Linked DNA regions of Homo sapiens: regions 2 and 3 are each linked to region 1. The links are chromatin contacts, found by Hi-C or POLR2A ChIA-PET in ENCODE. All regions are on one chromosome and are shown on one strand. The core of a region is the stretch at or near the end of the contact, and the rest is flanking DNA. Distances in the headings are between cores, read along the strand shown.

Evidence for each region. A loop is a pair of places that touch in the nucleus more often than their neighbours do. ChIA-PET counts read pairs that join two places held with the same protein, here RNA polymerase II (POLR2A). Pooled maps may share reads with other maps.
Region 2: a loop to region 1 is called in a pooled map, with 7 times the contacts of the local background. The contact joins the promoter of PREX1 here to the promoter of SLC9A8 in region 1. A Hi-C loop is called at or near these places in 1 of 168 maps with a recorded cell type or tissue (B cell) and 5 of 50 pooled maps. POLR2A ChIA-PET finds 5 or more read pairs at or near these places in 1 of 52 experiments (activated T-cell).
Region 3: a loop to region 1 is called in a pooled map, with 4 times the contacts of the local background. The contact joins the enhancer-like site here to the promoter of SLC9A8 in region 1. A Hi-C loop is called at or near these places in 1 of 168 maps with a recorded cell type or tissue (B cell), 1 of 37 single-sample maps with no recorded cell type and 5 of 50 pooled maps.

The regions. Positions count from the first base shown.
Region 1 is chr20:49,811,378-49,814,444 of GRCh38, reverse strand. SLC9A8 (solute carrier family 9 member A8) reads right to left here and starts at 1,617. Exons shown (of 16, transcript NM_015266.3): 1 at 1,497-1,617. The coding sequence starts at 1,522. RefSeq lists a silencer at 1,369-1,648 and an enhancer at 1,799-1,938.
Region 2 is chr20:48,826,404-48,829,470 of GRCh38, reverse strand. PREX1 (phosphatidylinositol-3,4,5-trisphosphate dependent Rac exchange factor 1) reads left to right here and starts at 1,472. Exons shown (of 40, transcript NM_020820.4): 1 at 1,472-1,829. The coding sequence starts at 1,611. RefSeq lists silencers at 819-1,498, 1,909-1,978.
Region 3 is chr20:50,337,237-50,340,303 of GRCh38, reverse strand. No RefSeq gene overlaps it. Among named protein-coding and RNA genes, the nearest start is that of LINC01271, 17 kb to the right of the region's middle. RefSeq lists an enhancer at 991-1,190. Within about 2 kb of position 1,668, at least 14 of the 41 ENCODE cell types and tissues checked have a DNase peak (open chromatin) inside an H3K27ac peak, as active enhancers do; they include B cell, where a contact is called at or near this core.

The DNA.
Region 1 (3,067 bases), core at 368-2,867:
CACTGTGCTGGGATTGTGAACTAGTACAATATTGCTATAATAACTGTTACTGTGACTACAAAAGTTATTATTTTCTGAGCACTGCTTTATTCCAGGAACTAGGTAACACACTACCTCTCATTTAATAGGTATAACATGTCTGATTGGGTATGATTACTTTCCGTTTTTTACTCATGCATAACTAAGGCTCAGGGAGGTTGCAAAACTTCACCAACATCTCAGTTAGTGGCAGAATCAAGCTGAAAACCCAAACTTGAAATCGCTGGGCTATATTGCCTCTTTTATTTTGTGCTGCTGAGGCTGTTTAGTGTCTGGGATGGAGCAGCTGCTCAATAAATAACTGATTACATGAAATGACCCCCACATGGCCAAGAAATATATTTGAAAAGTTATCAGGTGAAGGACTCCAGTATCAATGAAGGGGTTCCTTATTCATCTTCACATACTCATTCCACAAACAGTGATAGGGCATCTACAATCTGCAACAGACTCTGCCCTGCAGGTATGGAGATGACTTTTGGACTTGCCCAAAAGTACCTGGAGGACACAGCCCGTCCTTCCCCATCTCCCCTTGTCCAGCTAACCCCCTTCCTCTCTACACACCAGCCATGCTGCCTGTCACTCAAAAGCACTAAACTCTTTCTTGAGCCAGGCCTTTTGAACCTGATGTTATTTCTCCTATCCCTCATTCTGGTCATTCAAGTTTCTGCTGAATGTCACTTTTTCCTGAGTGGACTCCCCAACCTTAACTCTATTTTGCTTCCTTCAGAACACTTAACCCATTCATGCCAGAGGTTGCAATTTTTAGAACTGCAGACGTGAGAAAAATCAGACCTTGGCGATGACCTTGAGCAGTAGGATATAAATAACTCCCACATGCTTAGCGTTCCAATAATGGAACACTAGGCACAAATAACGTTAATTAATCACGATCTGAAACCACCTTGACTAATTATGGTCTTCTTTTCCCACTAGAATGGAAGCTCCCAGAGAGCGGCTCCTGGTCGGCCTCCTTTCCTACCACCTGCCCAGGGCCTGGAATTGAGTAGATGGCTAACAGTTAATGACTAAATGAAACTTAGTGAAGGAGAAAGACATGAAAACTGATCGTTATACAGGAGGCGACTGGCTACGTAGGAGGTGGGTGTGGAGAACCCGGACGACTTCCTGGAGGAGGCGGAAGAGGGCTCAGTAACCATGAGATTACCGAAAACTGGGAAAGTAAATATGGTTTGTATTTTCCGCAAGACAGCTCTCCGGGCCTGCGCTGGGCAGTAGATTCCCAGCTCGAGGGACCGATCTCCAGGGGAAAGCAAGGCCCACCTGGGCCCAGGCCCGCCCATCCCGCCCTCCTCGTAGGCACCGGCTTGGTCAGTCCTGGCCAACCAGCAAAAGAAGCTCCGCCTTCCGGGGCCGGAGGGCGGCCTGAGGCGCTCGCTGTCACCCGCCGGGGCCCAGCCCCGCCGCCTCCGCCGCCCGGGAAAAAGCCCACTCACTCCTCTTCCGCCATCTTCTCCCCCATCCTGCGGAGCTTCCAGGACCACCGAGTTCGGAGCCGCGGGGCTAGCAGGACCCGCTTTTGCTTCCGGCTTCCGCTGGAGGCGCGGGCGGGCGAGCGGGAGGCGGGGCCTCGGCCGCGCGAGGGCGGCCCTCTGTCCCTCCGTCTCAGTGGCCCGAGGGTGGGAGAAAGCGCGTGGGAGGATTGCTTCTTAGTCTCTCCCGGGGCTTTCGGGACGCTTGTCCGGCCTGGGCCACATGACCACCTGGGACCGAGAGATTCCGGCTTTTCCCCATCACAGGGCGGGGACGTTTTGGGGAAACTCCTCTGAGGTCACTGTGACTCACCCTGAGGGCAAGCAAGCACCCTCCACCCAGTGCCCTCGACTTCGCTGTGCTAAAAGAGTTTGAAAAAGGATGCCCAGCCTGCAGCCTAAGCGGAGAGACCCCAGGGGGACACTTCCCCACCCGAGCCTTAGTTTCCTTCGGCTGTGGAGAGGAATAACCGCCTGGACTTGGCAGGACTGTGCAGCATTCCATCTGTAAACATGTGTTGAGTTCAGACTATATGCCTAGCGTTAAAAAGGATGCTGATGATCTAGGGGTGGACCATTCATTAAGGGGTTCATTGATTCACCACATGCTTAGTAGATGCTTCTATGTGCCTAGCAGTGACCGGTGGGGTGGGGATGCAGGGAGGAACAAGGTGAGGTGAGAGGGGTAGGTGAGACCCCCATCGGGAGGACTGGGGCTGAGGACTTTGAACTTTATTGGCCGCTTCTGTTGCTACCTCCCTTCCTGATCCAAGGCACTCTATCTCATCTGGATAATTGCAACGGCTCCATTCAGGGTCTCTGACTCACCCCTGTTCCTTACGGACTTCCACACAGCAGCTTAACTCATCACTCCTCTGCTTAGACCCTCCAATGGCTTCCAATCTCCAGAGAAAAAAAAAACGTGGGGAATGTACAGGACTCAATCCTGCCCCCTTTTCCCCTCTGAAGTGTGTGGGAGGGGGGCATGGGGCTCTATATCTCCCCTCCCACACACTTTGACTTTCCACTATTGTCCCAGACTCACCAGGAATACTTCCACCGTTGCACTTACTGAGCCTTTATCTAGAATGCTCTTCTTCTGGGTAGCTCTTTGGCTCCCACCTCTCCTACGTTTGGCCTTTTATTTAACCCTTATCTTGTGTGTTAGACCTCCTTGACCACCCTACTTAAAATCCAAGGCCCCCCGCCTTCCCTAAACTATTTTTCCACATGACACCTAACCTACCATATGTTTTACTCATACACTTGTTTGTTAACCATCTCCCTCCATGAGAACGGAAGCTTCATGAATGCAGAAATTTTTGTCTGTTTTGTTCTCCATTTTATCTGCAATGCCTACAACAGTACCTGGCACATAGTAGACACTCAATAATAAATAATCATTGAGTAAATAAATCAGTTAATTCTAGCACACCTAGAAGGGTTTTGAACTGAGAAGTAACCTAAGCTTTGCTGCCTGTTGGGAGTTGACTGGGGATTGGCGAGAGAGAGAGGATGGAAGCCCCAAAGCCAGC
Region 2 (3,067 bases), core at 223-2,722, 980 kb after region 1:
GGGCAGAAGCCACCCCATTCTCTCCCTGTGTCCTTAGGCACTTACAGTATTGAGAGGCCAATGGGAGGAAAATCCTAGGCTTTTGGAACAGGAATAAATAAGCAATGTTTCTGTCCATAAAATGACTACAGTCTAGAGGCGGATACTATGTGGATCACTTTATCCCCTGCAGAGACGATACAATCTCTGGTCCGGAAACACGGGTGATTAGGGATTGTATGGGCCATTTGAGAGTGGGGCCAGGCTTAGAGGGCCGTTCACACATGCAATAATAGTAAGAACAAACATTTACAGAGAACTTTCTAGGTGTTGGGCTTCACACATGCAATAATAGTAAGAACAAACATTTACAGAGAACTTTCTAGGTGCTAAGTACTTCCCATGGAACCCCGGGGAGGACCTTGGAGCTAGGTACCATGATCGTTCCCGTTATACTGATGAAAACACTGAGGATCTTGAAGCAAGGAAACCAGCCCAAGGCCACCCGGCCAGCAAGTGGGGAGCTAGGATTTGAACCTGAGCAGCTGACTCTAGGCCCCAGAACTTCCTCCCCTCTCCATACCTTCCGATAAGGCGGGTGATGATCAACATTGCCCAGAGCAACCTGACAAGAAGCTGGGTTTCCCAAGGCCTTATCCCATGGGGTGGGTGGATGGAAGGGGGAGCAGGCAGGGTACCTGCCACTTGATCAATAACTCAAGAGCAGGTAATAATTTCTTCTGGGAAAGGTGGAAAGGGCAGGGTCAGGGGGCAAAGAAGTTCAGAAAGAAAAGGAAGGAAGGAAAGAGAGAGATGGGAAAGGAAACGGGAAAGAGAAAAGTGAGAGCGAGCGCGCGCCACGCATGTTCCTTCCCAAGGTCGTGGTAGCACCGAGGGCACCGCGAGGGCCCGGCGTTCCCGGGAGGGGCCGTCACTGCCCAGAGAGGGGCCGTCACTGCCCAGGCAGCGGTCGCCCCTGACTTCCCGGGGCCGCGGAGGCGCGCGTGGCGGGGCTGGCTTGCCCCCGAGCGGCTCCGCAGCGAGCTTTCCCAGCCCGGTGTTTACTTGGCCCGAGCAGCGGCCGGACCTGCAAGCAGGAGCCTGCGCGCGGCGGGTGTCGCGTGTGCCGGGTGGGAGTGGCGTAGCCCGCGGTGACTGCGGGTTGGGGGGGCGCCACGCGTCCGGGCGCGGAGTTGGTACGCTCGGTTCGGCGTGCGCGCGGCCTCGGACTCCCGGCTCCGCGGGGCCCTTCCGGAGGCTCCCGCCCGACCCCCGAGCTTCCGACGGAGGCGCCGAGCGCCGCGCCGCGTCCCCAGGGGCCCCGTGCACGCGCAGAGCGCCTCTGCGGCCGAGCGCGGCGTGGCACTTGGCAGACGGTCCCTGGCGCGGGGGCGGGGGGCCAGCCGTCTGGGAGCCCCGAGGGCCGCCCCCTCCCGCCCCTCGCCCGGCCCCCGCGCGCTGCCTCCGCCCCCGGCCCAGCCGCCCGGCCCCCAGTCCCGCCCGCCGCGCCGGGAGCCCGGCCCGCCGCTGAGCCCGGCCCGCCGGCGCGCCCCGTCCGGGATGGGGCGCCTGGACGCCTGAGTTGCCGCTCGGCGCGACGGAAGGAGCCGGCGCCGCGCGGCCGCGCTAGAATGGAGGCGCCCAGCGGCAGCGAGCCCGGCGGCGACGGGGCCGGGGACTGCGCCCACCCGGACCCCCGGGCCCCTGGCGCCGCGGCGCCCAGCTCCGGCCCCGGCCCGTGCGCGGCCGCCCGGGAGTCCGAGCGCCAGCTGCGCCTCCGCCTCTGCGTCCTCAACGAGATCTTGGGCACCGAGAGGGACTACGTGGGCACCTTGCGCTTCTTGCAGTCGGTGAGTGTCGCTCGGGAGCTTGGGGACAGCTTTCCCTCCAGCCGCTCGCCCCGCTGCGGTCCCCACAACCTGTGGCCGTGGTCCCCGTGGGTGGAGAATTGCCTCGGGGGCGCCCCGCAGGGCGCGCGGAAAGCGGGGGGGATCCGAGCTCCTCCAGAGCTGTCGCGTCGCCTCCCTCCCTGGCCGGCGCACGGTCCTGCTCCGACCGGGGCTCTCCCGCACTCCACTTCCCCGCGGCGCGCGCTGCCCTTTTGTCTTTTCTTCCCCGTCCCCGCCTTTCAAATAGTTTTAAAATTAGTTACATCCGCGATGCAGGGGCTTGGGGACCCCGGCGGCGCCGGGAGCTGGCGCTCCTGCGTCTTTTTCCCAGGAATAACTACGCGCCCGGTGCACCACTCATCTAGGACATACCGTAGGAGCCCCAGAGCCCAACGTCCCTGCGCGTTGATGGAGTAGGATAAAACCTGAAGCTCAGAGGAGGGGCGGGGATTGACAGAACCCCAGGGTAGAATCCCCCATGCACAGGTTTTTGCTGGAGTTCGGGGAGAGTGGGTTTCGAACTCAAAACTCGGCAGTCCAGGCTCCCTAACTGCATCCACCCCCACCAACTCCCCATCTCCAAGTGCAAAACCACGGCCTCAGACTTTGTAAAATAACAACCGACCACTTACTATGTGCCAGACACCTTACATGTGTCATTAATTAGCAGGTTTAACCTTCACAGGCGGTCTATGAAGTAGGGACGAGTATTTCCCCCATTTTTAATTAAAAAAATTTTTTTTTGAGACGGAGTCTCCCTCAGTCACCCAGGCTGGAGTACAGTGGCGCAATCTCGGTTCACTGCAACCTCCGCCTCCCGGGTTCAAGCAATTCTCTTGCCTCAGCCTCCCGAGTAGCTGGGATTACAGGCACGCGCCAGCCACCACGGCCGACTAATTTTTGTATTTTTATCAGAGAGGGGATTTCACCATGTTGGCCATGCTGGTCTTGGACTCCTGGCCTCAAGTGATCCGCCGACCTCGGCCTCCAAAGTGCAGGGATTACAGGCGTGAGCTACTGGGTCCTGCCTCCTCCGTTTTTAAGATTGGGAAAGTTTAGCTCCAGAGGGGCCGGGTAGCTTGTCTGGGATCGCACAGCTGATTAAGTGGGGGTACTGGGCTTTGAACCGGGACTATCCCAGCTGGTGTTCTAAACCCCTATTCTATGCTGCATTTTTCTTTTGCTTTTTTTCTGTGAGA
Region 3 (3,067 bases), core at 419-2,918, 530 kb before region 1:
TTAGCATGTTGGAGGAACAAAGAGGAGCCCAGTGTGGCAGGGGTAGAGGGAACCAGAGAGAGTGAGTAAGAGGAGATGGGCCAGGCGCGGTGACTCACACCTGTAATCCCAAGCACTTTGGAAGGCCAAGGTGGGCAGATCACTTGAGCTCAGGAGTTCGAGACCAGCCTGGGCAACATGGCAAAACCCCATCTCTACTACAAAAAATACAAAAATTAGCTGGCCGTGGAGGCATGTGTCTGTAGTCCTACCTATCTGGGAGGCTGAGGTGAGAGGATGACTTGAGCCCAGGAGGTTGAGGCTGTAGTGAGATGTGTTGGCACCACTGCACTCCAGCCTGGGTGACAAAGTGAGACCCTGTCTTAAAAAAAAAAAAAAAAAAAGAGACAGAGAGAGAGAGATGAGGTTATAAGGGAAGCATGGGAAAGATCTTGTAGGGCCTGGTAGGCCACAGAGATCTTTGACTTTCTGCCAAGTGAGGTGGGAGCCGTGGGAGGGTTTTGAGCACAGGAAGGTCATGTCCTGACCTCCTATACTCATCCTCATCTTAAAGGTGAGGAAACTGAGTCTCAGAGAGGTGAAGTTACCCACCCAAGGTCACACAGCCAGCAAGTGGCAGAGCTGGAGTTTGCCCCCACATCCCTGTGGCTCCCAAAGCCAGCCTCTTCCCATCCCATCAGCTGCCTCTGTGTCTGGCGTGAGTCAGGAGGCTGGATTGCTGGGAGGGGGAGAGCTTTTTAGAGCTGCTTTTTGGAGCCTCCTGGCTCTGCCTGGCACATCCCCTCCTTCCCCACCCATGCCTTCTCCCTTGCCCTCAGCCACCCCCAGCTGCCTGCGGTGAGTGCCTAACATTTAAGGCTATCCCCTCCCAAGTGCAGATTGGATTTTTTTCTTTCCATAAGTCCCCATTATGCCCCAGTAGACTGGATTTTGGGCAATAGAAAAAACGAGCCTAAAGAACTCCAGCGCTAATTGGGGGTGACAGGCAGGGGCTCGGGGCCTCTGGAGCAGCCTGGCTCTGTCTCTAATTTGCAGAGTGGCCAGGGTAAGTCCCTGGCTTCCAAAGTCATGCTTGTTTGAAGGACAATCACTTTCTTTTTCTTGTAAAAGGAAGATAAATTGTCAGCCTGTCGGTTTCATTATGAGCTCGTCCGCTGTCTTTCCAGTAACTGAGGGCGAGAGGCTGAGCCGCTGCCCAGAGGCTGCCTGTGAGGCCTTGGGGGCTGTGGTTGATGCCACCTGGCCTCCTTCGCATCACCTCCCTCTCAACACCCCTCCCACCCCCTCCAATAATTGTGGTATTTGGTTTTCCCTCAACACCAAATGTGAAACTCTCCTGGAGGGAGTGCAAAAGGAAGTCTGTGAATCTCTGAACTGTGGTTGAATGAAGGTATTCTTAGGCGCCTGCTTGCAAGGATGGTGAACTTCTGGTGCTAAAAGCAGAATTGCTTTTCAGTAAATGTTATTACTCAAAAGGAAGTTGTTACCACCACAGCCACCTCGAGCCTCTTCCAACTGCCACTCTGTCTGCCAGGCCAAGTGGGGAAAGGGTCTCTCAGTGGCTCCCAATGACCCCATCCAGCCCCCAGGGGAAGGTCTTGCTATCTCAGCTGACCCTGGAGGCCTGAAGCTGAAGTGCAAACAACCACAGTCTGCCTAGGCAGAGTATCTCAAGGTAGGGGCTGTTTGCTGACTCAGCATTTAAAAGTCCCAAAGCTTGAGTGATCTTGGCTGAGCTGGGCTGGAGCTACAGGTGGGGTTGGGGGCACACAAGAAAGCTGCCCGTTGGCTGCAAGGTTGGCTGTTTTTTGAGAGCTGTTGTCCATCTTGGCAATGCACCTTGCCTAACCCCTATTTCCTCTTCTCTAAAATGGAAAGGTGATCATACCTCAATGGAAAGAGCTAGCATATTGATTACTCTAGTAGATACTTAATAAGTGGTGAGGTTATTATCAACAGTGAAAATGATTCTGGATTTAAATCAGACAGACCAGGGCTCAGATCTCAGCTCTGCCACCTACTAGTTGCACAACCTTGGACAAGTCCATTCCCCTCACCAAGTCTCGGTTTTCTCTGGATCACGCAGGAGTGATTATAGCACCTACTGCTCAAAGTTGTTGGGAGAATTCCGTGAGCTGCAGCACGTAAGTCACAAGGCACACAATAGGTATGCAGTAGGCATGGGTTCCACTCCTGCTCCATTTTGCCTTACAGAGGATCACCCCCCAGGCTGTGTCCCCACCTGAGCAGTCCCAACCACAGGCTCCAGGTGGAGAGACACCCATGAAAGTTTGCACCCACCGGGGTCCAGAGGGCAGACAAGAAGCGACCAGGCCAAACTCAGGGGAGTGGAATGGACCACTCAGCAGACACTTCCCTGCAAGAAAGAAGTCAAAACAAACCCCCTGGCTGGTGAGACATGATCCCAATCTAGAGCTCTCAGAGGATGCTCTCGGGTCCAATCCTCTGCCTGCCTCTACCTGTAGCCTTTTCTACAGCCCGGAAAAGTGGCAATTTCATTTACTGGGCAGCCACTGCAAGTGAGCATTGTGCTCTGCATGTCTCATGAATCACGTCATCGTGTCCCCCCAGCAACCCCACGAGACAGTTCCTCTCATTGCTCAGCACCTGCAGGTGTGGAAACTGAGGCCCAAGGAGGTGAAGGGACTGGTAGCTGAGATTTGAACCCAGCCCATCCCATTGTCAAGTCACACACATAATCACCGCACTACTTCCGTTATCTGAGAACAGTGTGTCTGTGTTACCAAAGATATAATTATATTTAGTAGTGTCTGGGTATAGAAAATTGTATAATATATTCTTTTTAAAATGTATTCTTTTGAGATTATTATAGATTTACATGCAGTTGTAAGAAATAAACAGAGAGAGTCCATATACCCTTTCCAGTTTCCCCCAATGTTAACAGTCACAATAAAGATATTGACAGTGATATAGTCAAGATACAGACATTTCTATCACCACGAGGATCCCTCATTGCCCTTGTATAACCAAACCCATCTCCCACCCCCAACCCTGCCCCCGAGCCATGGCAACCACTAATCTGTTC